Regions from separate parts of the Homo sapiens genome. Here region 1 is linked to region 2. A link is an interaction called in ENCODE POLR2A ChIA-PET data of the cell type or tissue named here. Cell type or tissue: OCI-LY7. All regions are shown on one strand.

Region 1 (5,000 bases), 350 kb after region 2:
GGATGGTCTCGATCTCCTGACTTCATGATCCACCCGCCTTGGCCTCCCAAAAGTGCTGGGATTACAGGCATGAGCCACCACACCCAGCCTCTCTCTGTGTTCTTTTCTTTGAAGGTTTGAAATACCTACTAAGTCATTTGGGTCTTTTCTGAAGTTATTTCTTTCAAAACTTTTATTTTATTCAATTATAGGCTTTTTAAAAAATAAAAACCCAAATTATCCATTTGAAGTTTCAAAACCTGTTTGAGTTGACATGTAGTATTTCACTTACACAATTTTTTAAAGTTTTCAAACTGTTTTATCTCTTTCCTCTGTTTTTTTTTTTTTTTTTTTCTTTTAAGACAAAGTCTCACTCTGTCTCCCAGGCTGGAGCGCAGTGGCACGATCTCGGCTCACTGCAACCCCTGCCTCCCAGGTTCAAGCAATTCTCATGCCTCAGCCTCCTGAGTAGCTAGGATTACAGGTGCACGCCACCATGCCCAGCTAATTTTTGTATTTTTAGTAGAGACGGGGTTTCACCATGTTGGTCAGGCTGGTCTCAAACTCCTGACCTCAGGTGATCCACCCACCTTGGCTTCCCAAAGTGCTAGGATTACCAGCATGAGCCACCACGCCCAGCCTCTTTCCTCTGTTTTAAAAATTATTTTTCTTTTTTCTTGATTAGTTGCTGATTTTGTGTTATCTTATTTTTTCTCAAAAGCACCAGACTTTAAATTTTATTTCATTTTTAATTCTACAGCTTTTCTCTTTTCTGATTATCTTTTTAATAACAACTCGAGATATAACTTATATATACCAAAAAATTCATCATTTTAGGCCGGGTGCGGTGGCTCATGCCTGTAATTCTAGCACTTTGGGAGGCTGAGGCAGGCGGATTGTCTGAGCTCCGGTGTTCAAGACCAGCCTGGGCAACATGGCGAAATTCTGTCTCTACTAAAAATACAAAAAATTAGTCGGGTGTGGTGGTGCACATCTGTAATCCCAGCTGCCCAGGAGGTGGAGGTTGCAGTGAGCCAAAATCATGTCACTGCACTCCAGACGGGGTGACAGAGTGGAACTCAGTTTCAAAAAAAAAAAAATTCACCATTTGGAAGTGTCTAGTGATTTTTAGCATCTTCCCAGAATTGTGCAACCATCTGATTCCTTACTTTTTTTACTTTTGGTTTATTGTTTTCTCCTTTCTGCTTTCTTTGAGGTTGCTTTTGTTCCTGTTCTTACTTGTTGGGCTAATACTTTATTGTTATTTCTTTTAAAATAATGAAATAAAGTTTGTGCATTTATCCCCTTAACATAGCTTTGGCTACATCCAATCGATTTTGTTATATACTTTACTCAATTTTGATAGCATTTTAAATTAGTCTGTATAGAAAAGCTTAGTACGGGCAGGGTATAGGGGCTCACACCTGTAATCATAACACTATGGGAGACAGAGGTGGGATGATCACTTGAGGACATGAGTTCAAGACCGGCCTGGGCAACATAGCGAGACCCCCCCCCCATCTCTACCAATAGAAAAAAATTAAAACATTAAAAATTTAAAAAGACAAGTTTAATACAGAAGTATAAAAAAAGCATAGAACAGGCCAGGTGCCGTGGCTCATGCCTGTAATCCCAGCATTTTGGGAGGCTGAGGCGAGCAGATCACCTGAGGTCGGGAGTTCAAGACCAGCCTGGCCAGCATGGTGAAACCCTGTCTCTACTAAAAATACAAAATTAGTCGGGTGCAGTGGTATGTGCCTGTAATCCCAGCTATTCGGGAGGCTGAGGCACAAGAATCGCTTGAACCTGGGAGGTGGAGGTTGCAATGGGCTGAGATCATGCCACTGCACTCCAGCCTAGGTGACAGAGCAAGACTGCCTCAAAAAAAAAAAAAAAAGTATAGAACAGCTCAAAGAAAAATTTTAAAGTCACCTGTAATCCAATTATAAGTACATTTATATTTTGGCTTATTTCCTTTCAACCACTTTTTTTTGGCACATATAATTTAAAATGTATACCCAGAAATAAATATTTTACCAGTAGGTTCATATTGTTTTTTATTTTCTTAAGAAAGAAGCTTTATATATATTATGTTTAATTGCATAGACTCCCATTTAATTTAACATTACTTAATTATTGTGAATGTTTTCCATGTCTTCAAAAACAACTTTTTGAGGCCGGGTGTGGTATCTCATGTCTGTAATCCCAATCATGGGTGGCTGAGGCGGGTGGATCGTTTGAGTCTAGGAGTTCGAGACCAGCCTGGCCAACATGGTGAAACCCCGTCTCTATAAAAAATACAAAAAATTAGCTGGGCGTAGTGGCACATGCCTGTGGTCCCAGCTACTCAGGAAGCTTGAGCTCAGGAAGTTGAGGCTGCAGTGAACCTTGACTGTACCACTGCACTTCAGCCTGGGTGACAGAGTAAGCCCATCTCAAAAAACAGACCAAAAAAAATAGATAAATATTGGAATTCATAGCTCAATTTTAAAATTGGCTTCTAAATAATAATACCTTATATTAATAGTAATGTGTCTCATTCACTTACACTGGTGTACATTTGGAAAATAACTGGGAAGTGGCATTGCTCAAATAAGCATTGCAAAGGTTATAAAGTATTAGGTTATTGTCACTGAAGCATGGGGAATACCTTTTTCAAATTGAACTGGTGAAGACGAACTGTTGGCCACATTTATGTTTTCAAATTGTAGAATAAATATGTATGTGTGTATGTATTTACATATTCAGCCTTATATTGTTTAATTCAGTGTCTATTCAAAAACTGTCTTATCTAAAATAGTCTTACATTCTATCCCAGCTCTTGCTCTTTTTAAAGTAGAACCCATCACTTCTCGACTTAATTTCATGTATGTATGCATGTATATGCATTTGCATATTGTCTGTCTATACTAGTCAGTTTTCTTTTAAGTCTGCGTCTGGCTTGGTGTCATGGTAATACTGACCTCACATAATTAATTAGAAAGTGTTCCCTCCTCTTGCATTTTTTTTTTTTGGAAGAGATTTGAAGGATCGGCAGGCATATAAGAATAGATACTGTGTGATTGATTCCATTTATTTGAAGATAAACATGAGACAAAACTAATATATGGTGTTAGCAATTAGGAGGGGTTGTGGAGTGGGCTTCTGGGATACCTGTAATATCATCTTTCTTGACCTAGGTGGTGATGTTTGATCTGGATACATCTGATCACTGTTTCTGAATGTATGTTACATGTCAATAAAAAGCAGTGTCATGCTAAGTGCAAGGCAGAAGTGGATTGCCCCCAGTGCAGGCAATAAAGGGGTACACTGTAGTAAATTTTAAAACAATAATAAAACAGGCTAAAAAAATTCTTTAAGGCTTTCATCTCTAATATCTGTTCGTACTTTAACTTATAAAAGGAAAATGATTTTTTTTATTTGTGGAAACATCATAATGAAAGGCAATTTATATTCAGTATACTTTATGAATTAATAGCTTACTTTGTACTATGGAGTATCTTTATGCTGTCAATTAGATTTCATGTAATAACCTTTGAGGAATTGTATTAGACAAGATGGCTGTGTATAATTTGAGTTGAGAAACAGATTCACCTTCAGCCTAGAGCACAGATTGGCCTTGGAGTTAATTTAATTAACGAATTGTTCTTACCTGTTTCTGGGGGCAACTACTTAGCTGCCTCTATGTGATTCTAGAATGATAAATAAAGGAACAGAGAGGCCGGGCACGGTGGCTCACGCCTGCAATCCCAGCACTTTGGGAGGCCAATGTGGGTGGATCACCTGAGGTAAGGAGTTTGAGACCAGCCTGGCCAACATGGTGAAACCCTGTCTCTACTAAAAATTCAAAAATTAGCCGGGCACGGTGGTGGGCACCTGTAGTCCCACCTACTCGGGAGGCTGAAGCTGGAGAATCACTTGAACCAGGAGACGGAGGTTGCAGTGAGCCGAGATCAAGCCACTGCACTCCAGCCTGGGTGACAAAGCGAGACTGTCTCAAAAATAAATAAAGGAACAGAGACAGTATTGGGGGGCAGCATCATGATATGGGAGCAAAGCAGTCCTATGAACTGCTGTCTTCTCCCCTGGCTGATCATATGTTAAGTTGTTATAGCCAGTGGGTTAAGTGAATGCAAGTTTTAAAATGTTGCAGGTAACCTCCATTCCCGTGACCTAGTGTTTCCAGAGAGGGCAGCCTGTTAGTCAGGGGACTAACAGTTTAACCTCCCTTTTCATCTAGTGGGAGGGATAATCTGAATAAGTGAGACAGGGAGAAGAAACTGAGGTTGTGTGTCAGACCCTTCTGAGCATTCTCTCTTTCTGAGCAGGCTGTCCTCAGTTTTTTACATGATCTCTACTTAAGAGCATTTCTAACCCGTGATGGGAGGATGCAGGGTCAATCCATGGGTGAAAGGACTAGGTGAATAGATTGAATTTAGAGGTGGAGTGATTAGAAAGTACACTTGGGTGTTGATTCAAGCTACAGTCTTCAGTTTAGCTCCACCAGTTCCACAGCTGATATTTTGATTTCCATCTTTCTGATTCCAATGTCTTTTTGTTCTCATTTGGTTTTAGAACTGAGAGAAATTGACAAAGGAGTGATTGATTATCATCCCTCATACTCCAGTAGTTGTGTTTAGGTCTGTTTCTTTTATTTATTTTTTTGAGACAGGGTCTCCCTCTGTCACCAAGGCTGGAGTGCAGTAGCGTGATCTCGGCTCACTGCAGCCTCTACCTCCCAGGCTCAAGTGATCCTCTCACCTCAGCCTCCCAAGTAGCTGGGACTACAGGCACCAACCACCACGCCCAGCTAATTTTTGTATTTTTTGTAGAGACAGGGTTTCTCCATGTTGCCCAGGCTGGTCTCGAACTCCTGGGCTCAAGTGATCCACCCGCCTTGGCCTCCCAAAGTGCTGGAATTACATGCATGAGCCGCCACGCCCAGCCTTGGCCTCACAAAGTACTCAGATTATAGAAGGTTTGTTTATGATAAATATTTATAGTTTAGTAGTATTTTTTAA
Region 2 (5,000 bases):
GCATAGCAGTAGCCAGAAAGTCTGAGAATAAGGAAAACGGCAAATAAAAATCAAAGGCTATAGATTTAAACTCTCAGAGCAAGTGCTTTCCAACCTAGAAAATAACCAGAAAGTAGATGACCAAGCAAGAGGAAATTTGCTTTCACAGCAGACAGTATTTCAAGAGCTACTCAGCTGAGTACTAAGGCAATAAAATAATCAGAAAGCAGACTTGTTTTAACCATTGTACAGAAAAAAGTCATTTCATACCTCCTGCAGTCTAATTCATTCTTACAATGTTCTATTTTCTTAATATAGTTTAGAAGGATAGATTTATTACTAATGAATTAAAGAAATAACAGAGAGTCAGGAATAATATCAGTGATTTTCAAGAAAAAGCAAATTTCCCAACAAACAAGACTGCATGTTTTCTACCAATGAGAAAGGTGTAAATGTCTACCAGAGAGAAGCTATTTTATAACTACCTTTTATATGTGTATTTCTCCCGTGGGAGTTTCTGCTACCTAAGAATGAGAACAATAAATTATTTTAGTCAAGATCAGAATTGTCCACAGCATTTTCAATATCACTGACATATTCAGCACAAGGCAGCCAGCTGGGGAAAATATTCCTGCCTATAATTGGAAAGTGTAGAAAGATGGTTATGAGAGAGAATTTGAAGACCTATCATATGTGCTCTCCTTTGTCTTCACAACTTTTATTTTAAAGATTTCATAAGGACATCAGAAATAAAAATGGTCACATGTATGCATGTGATTGTGAGGAATACCAAGTGTCTGCATGTAAGAAATGCATGTATGTAAGAAATACCACATAAAGCTTCTGTCTCTGTACAGGCAGAACAGAAGCAGAAGTACTGTCTGCACAGTTCACATCTCAATGTGATTTTCACGTAAGATAGTCATTATCATCTGAATTCAGGGGAAGATGGCAATGTGAACAAAGGCATCTGGCTCCCACTTCCCACGCCCAAGCCTGACAGAAGTGATGGAGAATAAGTAAAAATGGGTCAAAATTTGCATCTGGGTTGGAAAGAAGGGTCGGTTGCCATACACAAGGCGGAAACATGAAGACATTTCAGCTTAGCACAGTATGGAAGAGCCGGGGCTAAAGAAAGACCCTAAGACCTACTATGCAACCTGGCTTCCAAGCAAAGGAATGTAGTCACAAAGTTTCAAAAGAAAGAACTGGAGGAGAACTAGAGCCCATGGAAAAATCAAGACAGGTCACAAGACAAATCAATGACCCATGCTCCATCTGGAGCCATTTAGCCCAGTGGTTCCCAAACTGCACATCAGAATCACCCAGACATCAGCAGATTTGAAGTAATGCTTCAACGTCTGTATTTTTTTAAGAGTTCGCCTGACAATTCTTCTTCTTCTCTCTCTTTTTTTAAACAGGGTCTCACTCTGTCACCCAGACTACACTGCAACCTCCACCTCCCGGGCTCAAGCAATCCTCCCACCTCAGCCTCCTGAGTAGCTAGGACTACGGGCATGCACCACCAAGCCCAGCTAATTTTGGGGGTTTCTTTTGTAGAAATAGGGTTTCACCATGTCCCCAGGCTGGTTTCAAACTCCTAGACTCAAGCCAACCACCTGCCTCAGTCTCCCAAAGTGCTGGGATTACAGGCATGAACCACCACGCCCCTAACCTCACCAGGCAATCTGATAGGCAACAAGGTATATATTAAAAAAAAATAGTATATATACTACTATTGCTACTGCTAATAATAATAATAGTAATAATAATAATAATAGTCCTTCTTTAGCCCACTGTAGATTAGTAATGGGGAAGGACTTCGAAGTAGAGGCCTCAGGACCTGAAGGTACCATCTGGCAGAGAGCCTGGGTTGACAGAAGGGGCTTGCCTCTTTCCTGCCTTGGTAGGCTGTAATGCCATAAAGAAGCCAGGCCCAAAGCCAACAGCTTCACCAATCATAGCAAAATGCTCAGAAATAAAGCACGGGGTGGTGGGCTTTCTCACAGCTGCTGCCCAAAGGACACTGGGTCACCCAACCAGCAGTAAATCCTTCATACTGAGATCTGACATAAACATACTAACATTATCCAATGAAAAGGAGGATCAAAGGGAAGGCCATCCATTTTATTATGAAGGAAATATCAGACCTAGACAGAACTTTTATCTTCCAAGGATAAGTAATCCAGAATGGGGGGGAAAAACTGCAAAATGATTCTACAAAGAAGGAGAGGGAAGGAAAGGAAAATTGTGCTCGGCAGGCAAAGAATGAGCATATTTATAAAAAAGAAAATATTGAGCAAAAGAATGGTAAAATTAGGCAGCATCTGTTTCATACGGTTCAATAAAAATTTTAAAAATAGATTCAAACAAGAGATAAAGGATTAGATAATAAAAGAACGTGACAGCAGAGAGGAAACTGGTAGAGAGAAGCAGAAATAAAAAGGGAACTAGATGAGACCCAAAGAAAAGGAAATGAAAGTGCAACAGCAGAATTTAAAGTGCATTGGAAATGGTAAAGATAGGAAATGTCAATGCAAAAATGCATATTTGTGTAAGTGCACATAGAGAACAAACTTGTTATATATTCAAAGAAGGCAGAGGAAAAAGACATGGACGATAAAAAGGAGAAAATGGGAAACCAGTGTGGACGAACAAGCAATTCCACACAGGGGTATTTGAAGAGCAAAAAACAAACTTTAAAAAAAAAAAGCAATAATCAGAGATGTAATAAAAGAAAATGTTCCTAATATATAGTTAAACCAAATTCTAAAGACCAAAAAACTCACAGGGGACCGGGCATAGTGGCTCACGCCTGTAATCCCAGCACTTTGGGAGGCCAAGACAGGTGGATCACTTGAGGTCAGGAGTTTGAGATCAGCCTGGCCAACATGGTAAAACCCCATCTCTACTAAAAATACAAAAATTAGCTGGGCATGGTGACACAAGCCTGTAATCCCAGCCACTCAGGAGGCTGAGACACAAGAATCTCTTGAACACAGGAGGCGAAGGTTGCAATGAGCCAATATCACGCCACTGCACACCAGCCTGGGTGACAGAATAAGACTCAGTCGCAAAACGACAACAACAACAACTCACAGGGTACTAGGAAAGCTCAGTGCAAAACATGAACATTTCTATCCGTCCACTACCCAGACGGAGGTTTCATGAAGAGACTTCTGTGTCACTTTCGAATTCCCAATGCCTAAAAAACATCAGACACATAATAGGTGGTCAATAAACATTTGCCGGGTACATTAATAAATGATTAATGTCTTAAATTTCATGGCTAAAGAAGCCTTCATGATACACAAGCTGAAAATCAAATTGCTTACATCGAATTTTTTATATTTTATTTATTTATTTGAGACAGTCTCGCTCTGTTGCGCAGGCTGGAGTGCAGTGGTGCGATCTTGGCTCACTGCAAGCTCTGCCTCCCATGTTCAAGCAATTCTCGTGCCTAAGACTCTCAAGTAGCTGGAACTACAGGCACACACCACCACCCCCAGCTAATTTTTGTACTTTTAGTAGAGACAGGGTTTAGCCATGTTGACCCTGGCCTCAGGTGATCCGCCCACCTAAGCCTCCCAAAGTGCAGGGATTACAGGCATGAGCCACCACACCTGGCCAGGATTTTTTTTTTAAAAGAAAGTCACACCTTCTAACTCTTCTTTCAAAGCTTCCAGTTCCCAACGTCAATAAGAAATACTTCTAGAATTCCAAGAACAAAAGTTTATGACCCAAGAATTTTATCTTCAATTGAGCTCTCATTCACATGTGAAGGCAACAAAAGACATTCTCAGATCATCATGGACTCAGAAAGTATCCCATTCCCTCCCTGAGGAGCAGGCAAATCACCACACAGAGAGAGAAATAGAGATAGAGAAATAATAGAGAACGTGGTTTGAAAAGACTGTCAGTAAGCACTGAAACTATTAAAACATGTACCCAAGGTTAAATCATCGCTACCAAGGTTTCTATAAATCAATATAAGAGTGAGCTCTTTGGAGAGATAATACATGTTAAAAATAAGAAACTGGTAATATAATGCTATACTAAACCAATAACCTAAGAGAAGAGAGAGGGGAAGAAATAAAAGGAAGTTTTAAAAATAAAAGGAATGCTAACTTATCTCATTCAGGGAAAAGTGAACAATATTTCAGTCTTAACACTGGTGAAAAAAGAAATACACACTCAAATAGAATTTGTCTTTTTTAAATGTGATCACTTGTAGAAAAGAAAACAAAATCTATACTATCTGACTCACTGGAAAAGAAAATCTGTGTAACAAAAAGAAAACAAAAGACACAGCAAAGTAGCATTAAAAAGGGAAAAAACAGTCCAGGAGCAGTGGCTCACACCTGTAATCCAAGCACTTTGAGAGGCTGACGCAGGAGGATCCCTTGAGGCCAGGAGTTCAAGACCAGCCTGGGCAATATAGTGAGACCTTGTCTTTACAAAATGAAAAAATTAAGTGATCTGCACACCTGTGGTCCCAGCTACTTGGGAGCTGAGGTGGGAGGATTGCTTGAGCCTGGAAGGTCAAGGCTGCAGTGAGCCATGGTTGCACCACTGAACTCCAGCCTGGGCAACAGAGCTAGACCATATCTCAAAAAAAAAAAAAAAAAAAGAAAAGAAAGAAAAAAAAGAAAAAAAGAGGCCAGACGTGGTGGCTCACACCTGTAGTCCCAGCTACTTGGGAGGCTAAGGCACAAGAATCGCTTAAAACCGGGAGGCCAAGGTTTCAGTGAGCCAAGATCACGCCACTGCACTCCAGCCTGGGCGACACAGCGAGATTCTGCTCATAAATAAGTAAATAAATAAATAAATAGACAGATGAAAGGAAAATCATATCACAAATAACAATGATGTAAGTTGGATAACTTATCTAATCAAAAATAAAAGTTTTCCAGAAAAGCTCTCAATACATGCTGTCTCCTAGAGTACATTTATAGTAATATTATTCAGATAGCTTTCAAGAAGGAAAAAAAGTAGACAAAGGCATATCATGCAAATGCAAG

Evidence for each region. ChIA-PET counts read pairs that join two places held together with the same protein. Peaks named below come from ENCODE experiments on the same cell type or tissue, not always from the same donor. Only the 100,000 strongest peaks of a DNase experiment are listed, where the experiment ranks them.
Region 1: POLR2A ChIA-PET joins it to region 2 with 5 read pairs; 1 of 35 experiments calls an interaction of 5 or more read pairs at or near these places.

The regions. Positions count from the first base shown.
Region 1 is chr9:112,448,767-112,453,766 of GRCh38, forward strand. The region is part of intron 8 of HSDL2 (hydroxysteroid dehydrogenase like 2); the gene reads left to right. It overlaps HSDL2-AS1 (HSDL2 antisense RNA 1), which reads right to left. Exons shown (of 5, transcript NR_171779.1): 5 at 3,032-5,000. Among named protein-coding and RNA genes, the nearest start is that of KIAA1958, 36 kb to the right of the region's middle. In OCI-LY7, a CTCF peak has its summit at 3,135; a DNase peak (open chromatin) is centred at 2,355.
Region 2 is chr9:112,102,665-112,107,664 of GRCh38, forward strand. All of the region lies in intron 8 of SUSD1 (sushi domain containing 1), which reads right to left. Among named protein-coding and RNA genes, the nearest start is that of LINC02977, 65 kb to the left of the region's middle. In OCI-LY7, no CTCF peak of the experiment used is centred here; a DNase peak (open chromatin) is centred at 2,467; H3K4me3 peaks cover 598 bases.